Linked DNA regions of Homo sapiens: all the other regions are linked to region 2. The links are chromatin contacts, found by Hi-C or POLR2A ChIA-PET in ENCODE. All regions are on one chromosome and are shown on one strand. The core of a region is the stretch at or near the end of the contact, and the rest is flanking DNA. Distances in the headings are between cores, read along the strand shown.

The links. A loop is a pair of places that touch in the nucleus more often than their neighbours do. ChIA-PET counts read pairs that join two places held with the same protein, here RNA polymerase II (POLR2A). Pooled maps may share reads with other maps.
Region 1: a loop to region 2 is called in a map of naive thymus-derived CD4-positive, alpha-beta T cell, with 20 times the contacts of the local background. The contact joins the promoter of EIF4E2 here to the enhancer-like site in region 2. A Hi-C loop is called at or near these places in 1 of 168 maps with a recorded cell type or tissue (naive thymus-derived CD4-positive, alpha-beta T cell), 1 of 37 single-sample maps with no recorded cell type and 6 of 50 pooled maps.
Region 3: a loop to region 2 is called in a pooled map, with 7 times the contacts of the local background. The contact joins the promoter of INPP5D here to the enhancer-like site in region 2. A Hi-C loop is called at or near these places in 1 of 37 single-sample maps with no recorded cell type and 6 of 50 pooled maps. POLR2A ChIA-PET finds 5 or more read pairs at or near these places in 1 of 52 experiments (naive thymus-derived CD4-positive, alpha-beta T cell).

The regions. Positions count from the first base shown.
Region 1 is chr2:232,549,428-232,552,127 of GRCh38, reverse strand. It overlaps EIF4E2 (eukaryotic translation initiation factor 4E family member 2), which reads right to left and starts at 1,439. Exons shown (of 7, transcript NM_004846.4): 1 at 1,384-1,439. The coding sequence starts at 1,403. It overlaps TIGD1 (tigger transposable element derived 1), which reads left to right and starts at 1,571. Exons shown (of 1, transcript NM_145702.4): 1 at 1,571-2,700. The coding sequence starts at 2,246. MIR5001 (microRNA 5001) reads left to right here and starts at 1,555; the gene lies at 1,555-1,654. RefSeq lists a silencer at 1,059-1,428.
Region 2 is chr2:234,292,822-234,295,521 of GRCh38, reverse strand. All of the region lies in intron 2 of LOC105373933 (a long non-coding RNA gene), which reads left to right. Among named protein-coding and RNA genes, the nearest start is that of LINC01891, 160 kb to the left of the region's middle. Within about 2 kb of position 1,386, at least 5 of the 41 ENCODE cell types and tissues checked have a DNase peak (open chromatin) inside an H3K27ac peak, as active enhancers do.
Region 3 is chr2:233,059,077-233,061,776 of GRCh38, reverse strand. INPP5D (inositol polyphosphate-5-phosphatase D) reads right to left here and starts at 1,435. Exons shown (of 27, transcript NM_001017915.3): 1 at 1,165-1,435. The coding sequence starts at 1,298. RefSeq lists enhancers at 791-880, 1,481-1,760 and a silencer at 1,201-1,280.

The DNA.
Region 1 (2,700 bases), core at 190-2,689, 1.7 Mb after region 2:
CTAGATGACCCATAAGATGTCTTCTTAGGATGACATTTGATTTGTTCAAATCAGTGGAGGAAGGGGTATAAGGGTTCCAGAAAGCTCCACTGAGGCAGGATTTGGATCTGGAGCTAGTTGTTGCAGGGTTTACAATAGAGATGAAATGGGGCGGCAGCGGGGGAGAGGTTCGTAGAGGGACAGGCTCAGTTAAACAGCAGGATAGAGAAGAGGTCGGGCAAAGACTTTCTCAAGTAGCAGAGACCTCTCAGCAACCAGAAAACATTCCTGAGGACCTACCTGCCTGGAGTGTTGGAAATCCAGTATTCCCTGAATTTGCACAGTACTCTCTGTATTGGAAACACCCCAATTTCCCATCAAAAGCACCAGGTCACAACCTAAACTAATAGTAATTCCACTTTACGTTTATATCGCAATAGTTAGCAATGTTCACAAGCATCTTTAAGCATCGCTGAGTGTGATCTGACCCTTATCACACCCCGGCGTGGCAGCAGGGTCCTAGCCACTAATGTGGTTTGAGCAACAATGGCTTAGAGGCTGGGTAACTTTTCTACAGTCAAACAGATGGTAAGTGGTGAATCTGGGACTAGAAATCCAGGTTTTCGGATGAAGAGACAGTCGATTTACTAGACTACTAGAAGAGAGGAAGGAACATATTCTACCTCAAGATACAATCCTTGGAGGGGGATAAGTAAAGATACTTCTGCATTTTCTCTCTGTACCTCCAAACTGTTTGATGCTGAAACTAGAAACCGGAGCGGGCAGGAGAGGGCAACAAGTATACTTAGGTCTTGGCGAGTGTGTTGGAAGACGGGAACGGGAAGGGGAGGAGAAAGAAAGTAGGAAGAGTCTCAGGAAGATAATTCCTAAGCCAGCCTTCCACCGCGTCGAGGGCAGCAACCACATTACCTCATTGCATCCTCCAAACTCTACGACAAAGGGTGTTACCGTCCCCACTCTGCAGATGAGAAAACTGAGGCTCAGAGGGGAGAGGGAGTGTGTGGGGAAAGCTGGATTCAGAGGCAGCGCTGCCAGACTGCGGAAACACCCAAACCGCCGAGGTCCCCACCCCTCCACGTCGCAGGCAATCCGCATCCACCAGGGCGGGGCGTCCGAAAATCTCCCCCTACCGGGCGGCACAGCCACCCCTCCCCCGGGCCCAGCTCTTCGCCCTCGGTTCGGACGGCCCTGGGGTCTCCGGGACTCCGGTATCCATTGCTCCCCAGCCCCCTCCTCCCCGCCAGTCCAGGCCAGGTCCGGCCGCAGCCGGATCCCAGCAGGGAAGCCGGTGCCGCAGGGTTTGCGCCGCCCCAGCCCCAGCGGGGGCGGGCGCGGGGGAACTGTTCGGGGAAGGGGCCCCGGGGGCGGCCACGAGCCACTCACGCGTCGAACTTGTTGTTCATCCTCTCGCCGCCGCTGTCGCCACTGCCTCAGGGAGTGACTTCCGCTCCACCGGGTCCCTCAGCCTTGGGCCCGGGTACTTCCGGTTTTGCGCGGGGCGCAGCGGAACGTCGGCGCGCAGGCCCGGTTTGGAAGCGGCTATCTCGGGACGCCAGCTCAGGGCGGCTGCGCAGAGGGCTGGACTCAGCGGCGGAGCTGGCTGCTGGCCTCAGTTCTGCCTCTGTCCAGGTCCTTGTGACCCGCCCGCTCTCCTAAGGGAGCGTGTCCTGGCCCCCTCCCGCAGCGGCTCGGAAAAAAGGCAGCACCGCGTCGTTGACGGCGCGGGCTCTGGACTCGCTGCTTGGTAAAAACCTTCCTCTTCCTCCAGTGCGGGACGCACTCTCTGGTATCTCTTTTGACCTCCCGGAGGCTTTCCTTTGTCGGTCGCGGCGCCACTGTACTATGGCATACCTCGTTTTATTACGCTTCGCAGATAGGGCATTCTGAAAACAAATGGAGGGTTTGTGGCAGCCCTGAGTCCAGCAATTGTATCAGCGCCATTTTTCCAACAGCATGTGCTCACTTGGTGTCTCTGTGTTACATTTTGGTAATTCTCAAAATATTTAAAACTTTTTCATGATTTCTGTGTCTGTTATGGTGATCTATGATCAGTGATCTTTGATGTTGCTATTGTCATTGTTTTGGGGTGCCACATACAGCGTCTTTTATAAGACGTGGAACTTAATGTTGTGTGTGTTCTGACCGCTCCACCCACAGACCGTTCCCCATCTCTCTCCCTCTTCTTGGGCCTCCCTATTCCCTGAGACACAACAATATTGAGATTAGGCGAATTAATGACTCTGCAATGGCCTCTAAGTGCTCAAGTGAAAGGAAGAGTCGCACATCTCTCACTTTAAATCAAAAACTAGAAATGATTAAACTGAGTGAGGAAGGTATGTCAAAAGCCGAGATAGGCCGAAGGCTAGGCCTCCTGCGGCAAACAGTTAGCCAAGTTGTAAATGCAAAGGAAAAGTTCTTGAAGGAAGTTAAAAGTGCTACTCCAATGAACACACGAATGATAAGAAAGCGAAACAGCCTTATTGCTGATATGGAGAAGGTTTTAGTGGTCTGGATAGAAGATCAGACCAGCCGCAACATTCCCTTAAGCCAAAGCCTAATCCAGAACAAAGCCCTAACTCTCTTCAACTCTATGAAAGCTGAGAGAGGTGTGGAAGCTGCAGAAGAAAAGTTTGAAGCTAGCAGAGGTTGGTTCATGAGGTTTAAGGAAAGAAGCCATTTCCATAACATAAAAGCACAAGG
Region 2 (2,700 bases), core at 137-2,636:
ATAAATGAAAGGCAAATTATGGGCTTATAAAAACCTCACTCTTCCCTCAATAAAATTGAGAAAGGACTTAGAGTGTTAGCAAATAAATCATTCATATGAATCAATGAGAAAACCTAGAATATTCCATTAAGTAAAGTGGCAAATAAAAAGTTTAGGAAACTCAGAAAGATGAAATATAAACACGTTATAAAGAAATGACAATTGGGCGGGCGTGGTGGCTCACACCTATAATCCTAGCACTTTGAGAGGCTGAGGCGGGCAGATCACCTGAGGTCAGGAGTTCCAGACCAGCCTGGCCAACATGGTGAAACCCCATCTCTACTAAAAATACCAAAAATTAGCCGGGTGTGGTGGTGGACACCTGTAATCCCAGCTACTCAGGAGGCTGAGACAGGAGAATCACTTGAACCCAGGAGGCAGAGGTTGCAGTGAGCCGAGATTGTGCCATTGCACTCCAGCCTGGGCAACAAGAGTGCAACTCTGTCTCAAAAAAAAAAAAAAGGAAATGACAATTTAGTCAACCTTCCTAAGACTCAAAGAAAAACAAAGGTGAAGAAAATATACCAAATTTTGCCTCTTCAACTAGTAATTAATGCTAGCTATTATGAAGATGTGGTAGGAAAGCCATACATTTTCATATCTAATGATTTGGGAAAATAAAATTTTACAATCCATTTGAAAATCCATTTGGCAGCTTGTGTCAAATGCTTAAAACATTTTAATATACTTTAAGTGGAAACAACCACAAAAGTTTAAATTGTATATGTAATCAACGTAGAGTAAATAAAAGTACTGGGAAAAGGGAAGAAAATATTAATATGCCCAAACCTTGCAATATTACACGCTGGATATTTGGTGTTTTCTTTTCCATATTTTTTTTCTAATTTTTAAATTTTTTACAATGACTTTTATTTTCAGCAAAAAAAAAAAAAAAAGATTAATAACACAAAGTGCTAAGTGGATTCCACGCACCACTCCAAAGAAATCACTGTTGCTACATTGTCACAGCATCACAGGCATTAAGATACAATGCTGAAACAAACAAACATATCACTTTGTTCATAATAGAATGACAGCACATTAATCCAATCAATAGATAGTTATTTGGTGATCTCCATGCAATCTCCCACTAAATGGAATTTTCTATATTTTATTCAACAGAAGAGGTCATGTTTAGACTTAAAGGTTAATGAGTAGGGCTTCTTCAGGCAGAAAGGCAAGAGGAGCCCTCCCAACCCAGCCCCCAACTCATCCCCTGGCACAGGAGGACCATGCACCTGGACAGGAAGCCTGGGCCAGCTGTGTGGGCAGAGAAGAAGGTGGATGAATGAGGAGGTACACAGGAAGGTAGGGGATGGATGACTAAGAGCCACAGAGGAGCTCAGAACTGCCCCCTGTGGAAGTCGGGGGCGTGAGTGATAGAAACTCGGGAAGGATTTTGACCCTAAACCTGACATAATTAGCAGTGTCTGTTGAGGAAGGATCAGCAATGCAGAGAATAAACTGAGGGGTGGGGAAAGACTGTACAGAGGGCGACTCCTCTGGAAGATGATGAAATTCTAAACAAGGGCAATTATAGTTGAGACAAAACCAATAATGGATTAGAATTTCAGCTCCCCAGAGGGCTTTCTGGGGGGGCCATTCCTGTTTTCCCCTAAAGAAAATAGTGGGCCAATAGTAGTATATAAATATTTGTTGAATGAATGAATCAGGAAAAAGATACACTATATTTCTTTCTTTCTTTTTTTTTTTAAAGACAGTTTTAGCTCTTGTTGCTCAGGCTGGAGTTCGGTGGTATGATCTCAGCTAACTGCAACCTCTGCCTCTCGGGTTCAAGTGATTCTCCTGCCTCAGCCTCCTGAGTAACTGGGATTACAGGCACCCACCACCATGCCTGGCTAATTTTTTTTGTATTTTTAGTAGAGATGAGGTTTCACCCTGTTGATCAGGCTGATCTTGAACTCCTGATCTCAGGTGATCCACCTGCCTCGGCCTCCCAAAGTGCTGGAATTACAGGCATGATACACTATATTTCTTATAATGTAATGCTGGAAGGGCCTGATGAGTTCCTGAATGTAAAAGGTAGTGATGGAGGATTTCAGAAAGGCCACAAACAATAATTCCTCAAAACAATGACATCTCAATCAGTAAATTCATCCAGTGTTGCCTCATACATTTCTTTAAATATTACTGCATTGCAGTGATTCTGGTTATAACTCTACAGGCCATCAAAATATTTTCAAAGGCCACTGTTTTTCTTGTAAATGTGAACATACGCATTGTATAGAATAAACTCCTTGCTAGGATTAATAAAAAAGCTTTTTTTTTTTCCTGTTTGGTTTTCTTGTAATTTTAGTTTTTTTTTTTTAATACAGAAGTGTTACATTTTTATCCAAACATGACAAAGTATCTCTTTGATATCTGATACTTCCTCAAAACTGAACCATTGTTTCAATGTCAATTTCCTCATGCAAAGTGTTATCACTGGGGGAAACTGGGTGAAGAGTACACAGAATATAATATTTCTTACAACTGCAGGTGAATCTACAAGATCTCAAAATAAAAAGCTATTTTAAAAGCCTGAATGATTCACCTTCCTCACTGATGATCTTTCACACTGTTATGTCAAAAGGAAATCTTGGATTTACATACAGCCCCTGGAGATGGTTCATTGTCTTGTCATTTCTTTTTCATTGAGCC
Region 3 (2,700 bases), core at 186-2,685, 1.2 Mb after region 2:
ATGGCCGTGGCTTTGACTGTTGTCACTCACTTAACCTGCCAGGGCCTCAGATTTCTCATCTGCAAAGTGGGGCTTTTAACAGGACCTTCACTTTAGGTTGTGGTGAGGATGAAATGGGCTAACAAATGCTTAGCACGACAGGTCCCAGCTGTGAGTCAGTATTCAAAACAGGTCTGGGTTCATCACCCAATTCCCCTCCTGCCTGGAGAAGCACAAGGCCCTGGCTGCTCGGGGGAACATTTCTGCCAGCCCAGGGATGCTACTTGAGATGTTCAGGTGGACACACATTTCCCTGACTACACTCCGGCACTGCCTGAGGCCCCGGCAAAATGATTAGACCAAGAGCTGCAGGGCAAGGCCCCCCTATGATTAGACCGAGAGCTGCAGGGCAAGGGCCTCCTTCAGACGCTGGACAGGAAGGGGGTTTTAGAAAGGAACCTTCAGCAAGTGGCTGGTTCCTCCATTGTTAGCACAGCTGGTACATTCAGTAACATCCCCAACCGGGCAGTGGGAGGAGTTGATGGTGACAGAGACCCAAATTGAGGGGGTGGGGGGTGGGCAGCGGTCACAGCCAAGTGCTCAGGAGAGAGAAGAGGCTGCTCGCTGGTGGTAATGGTGACTTCCTCTGCTCTCAGGCCCCTGAAAGCAGCTTCTGACTGAATGGAAAGTCCTTTCTTGATTAAACTCACCCCATATTCTTGGCTCGCCAAACAACAGCTTCCTCCAGGGGCCCGAAGCCTGGGTGCTCCAGGAAGGGTCCCCCTTGCCACCTTTGCTCTTCTCAGGGTTTCTGAGCTGGGCATCTTTGAGCTGATCTCTAACACACCCACCTCCACAGAGCCCTGAGCTTCCTCCTGGCTCCAAAAGCCCAAACTCCCTTCTCTCGGTCCCCAGACTCCAAGGAAGCCACAAGGTCCATACAGCTCATGGGAAGCTGGGGTGTAACATCAGGCCTCAGAGTGGTTCTGACAGCTCCAAGGCTGCAAAACCTGCCATGAGACCAGCTCTCTGAACTCCAAGGACAAGGTCCATGACAGGGTGGCGGGGAAGTGTGCATGTCAGATCACTCTGTCCTGTGACATAAGAACAACCCATCTCAAAGCTGGGCCCCCTCTAAGCCCCTCTGTCATATCTGTGCCCGGGGAGGGAGCAGGTTGTACTCACAGCACGCAGAGCGCGTATGCCCGGGAGATGGACTCGCTGGCACGCACGAGGAAGCTCCCGTCCTTGCCTGTCCTGGAAAGCAGCTCCTCCGCCTTGGAGCGGGTGATGTTGCCATGGTTCCAGCAGGGGACCATGGTGGGCGTGGGCCTCCTCGGCCGGGCCGGCAGGCACCCCCAGGACCCACACACCACCGAGGGGAGCGGAGGCCCCTCCACTGCAACCTGCCGCCCGTTGCCTCTTGGTGGCCTCGGCTGCTGCCACCAGCTTAACTGACTGACTTCCTGTTTCAGGCGCTCAGTGAGGGAAAGGAAACTGAGCTGCGGAGAACTTCCTCATTACAGAAACCAAGCAAGAGAGAGAGAGAGAAAGAGAGAGAGGGGGGGGCCCTGGCCGTCCACCGTCCCCTACACCCTGCCACGGCTGCCGCGGCTCTCTTGCCAGCCCTCTCCTTCCTGGCAACTGGTCGCAGCGTACAATTGAAGTGTCCAGTGGCAGCTGAAGTCCCCCTGGGTGGAATGACCGGCTCTGGAGACGTCAGGAGAGTTGTGGCCACTTCTGAAGAAGCATGGCCTAGCAGGCATGGGTGGGCCAGAGAAGTGGTTCTTCTGCGGCCGTGCTGACACCCACGTGGGATGCCATGCCCTAGACAGGCCCCCGAGCCTTCTGCTCTCCCTCAGGGCTTTTCAGCACCCACCCTGAACCTCCAAAACACCCAAGGGGGCACAGCTTCTCAACTGGGACTACGGCCTGCCCAGGACAGAGCAAACTTGAGGGGGAGGGGACAGTCGAGCCCCACCCCTCCCCTTTAGAGACTCCCAGCGGCCTGGGTGCTGGGAGACCTTGGCTGCCACCAGCCGAGGGCGCCAAGGTCCAAGTGATGGCTCTGTGACCCCATTACCCTCATTCCCAGGGGCGGGTGGGTGCTGCACGGGCAGCACAGCTCTGATCCCTGCAGTCCAGCTTGGAGACACACAAAGGGAGCTTGGAGGGGATGTGGGCCGTTTACAGCGGGAACATAGGCTGGGTTTTTCCCTGGGCTTCTCCAGGATGCTGGGGAAACAAGCTCGGAGAGGAGAACCCCAAAGCCCCACAGGGCAGGCTGGCCGCCTGGCCAAGGACAACACTGGGTGCTGAGTCCTGCGTCTCAGCAGTCGGGGTGGCCGGTCGGACTGCACCGCCTCCAAGACTGGGCATGGCCACATATGCCCACCACTCAAAGAGGAGCTGCCTCTCCAGGGACCGCCATCCAGGACCAGTCATTTCTGAGGGCTCTGCGGTGGACACCCATCCCTCAGCCCCCAGACCTGGGCACCTTCCGTCCTTGGGTCCGGCCCACCAAGGCCGAAGGGGCACGTGTTGACCCGCTGCACAAAGAGTGCCCCCACCATCCCACATCCAGGCCTTGGCCTCCAGGACATGACAACAGACTCCCTCCAGGAAGGGGCACCAGCCAGGCAGCGCCACCACATTCAAGCTGTGGGAACCTGGTCAAGTTTCTTCTCTCTCTCGGCCTTGGTTTCTTCTTGTCTAACTTGA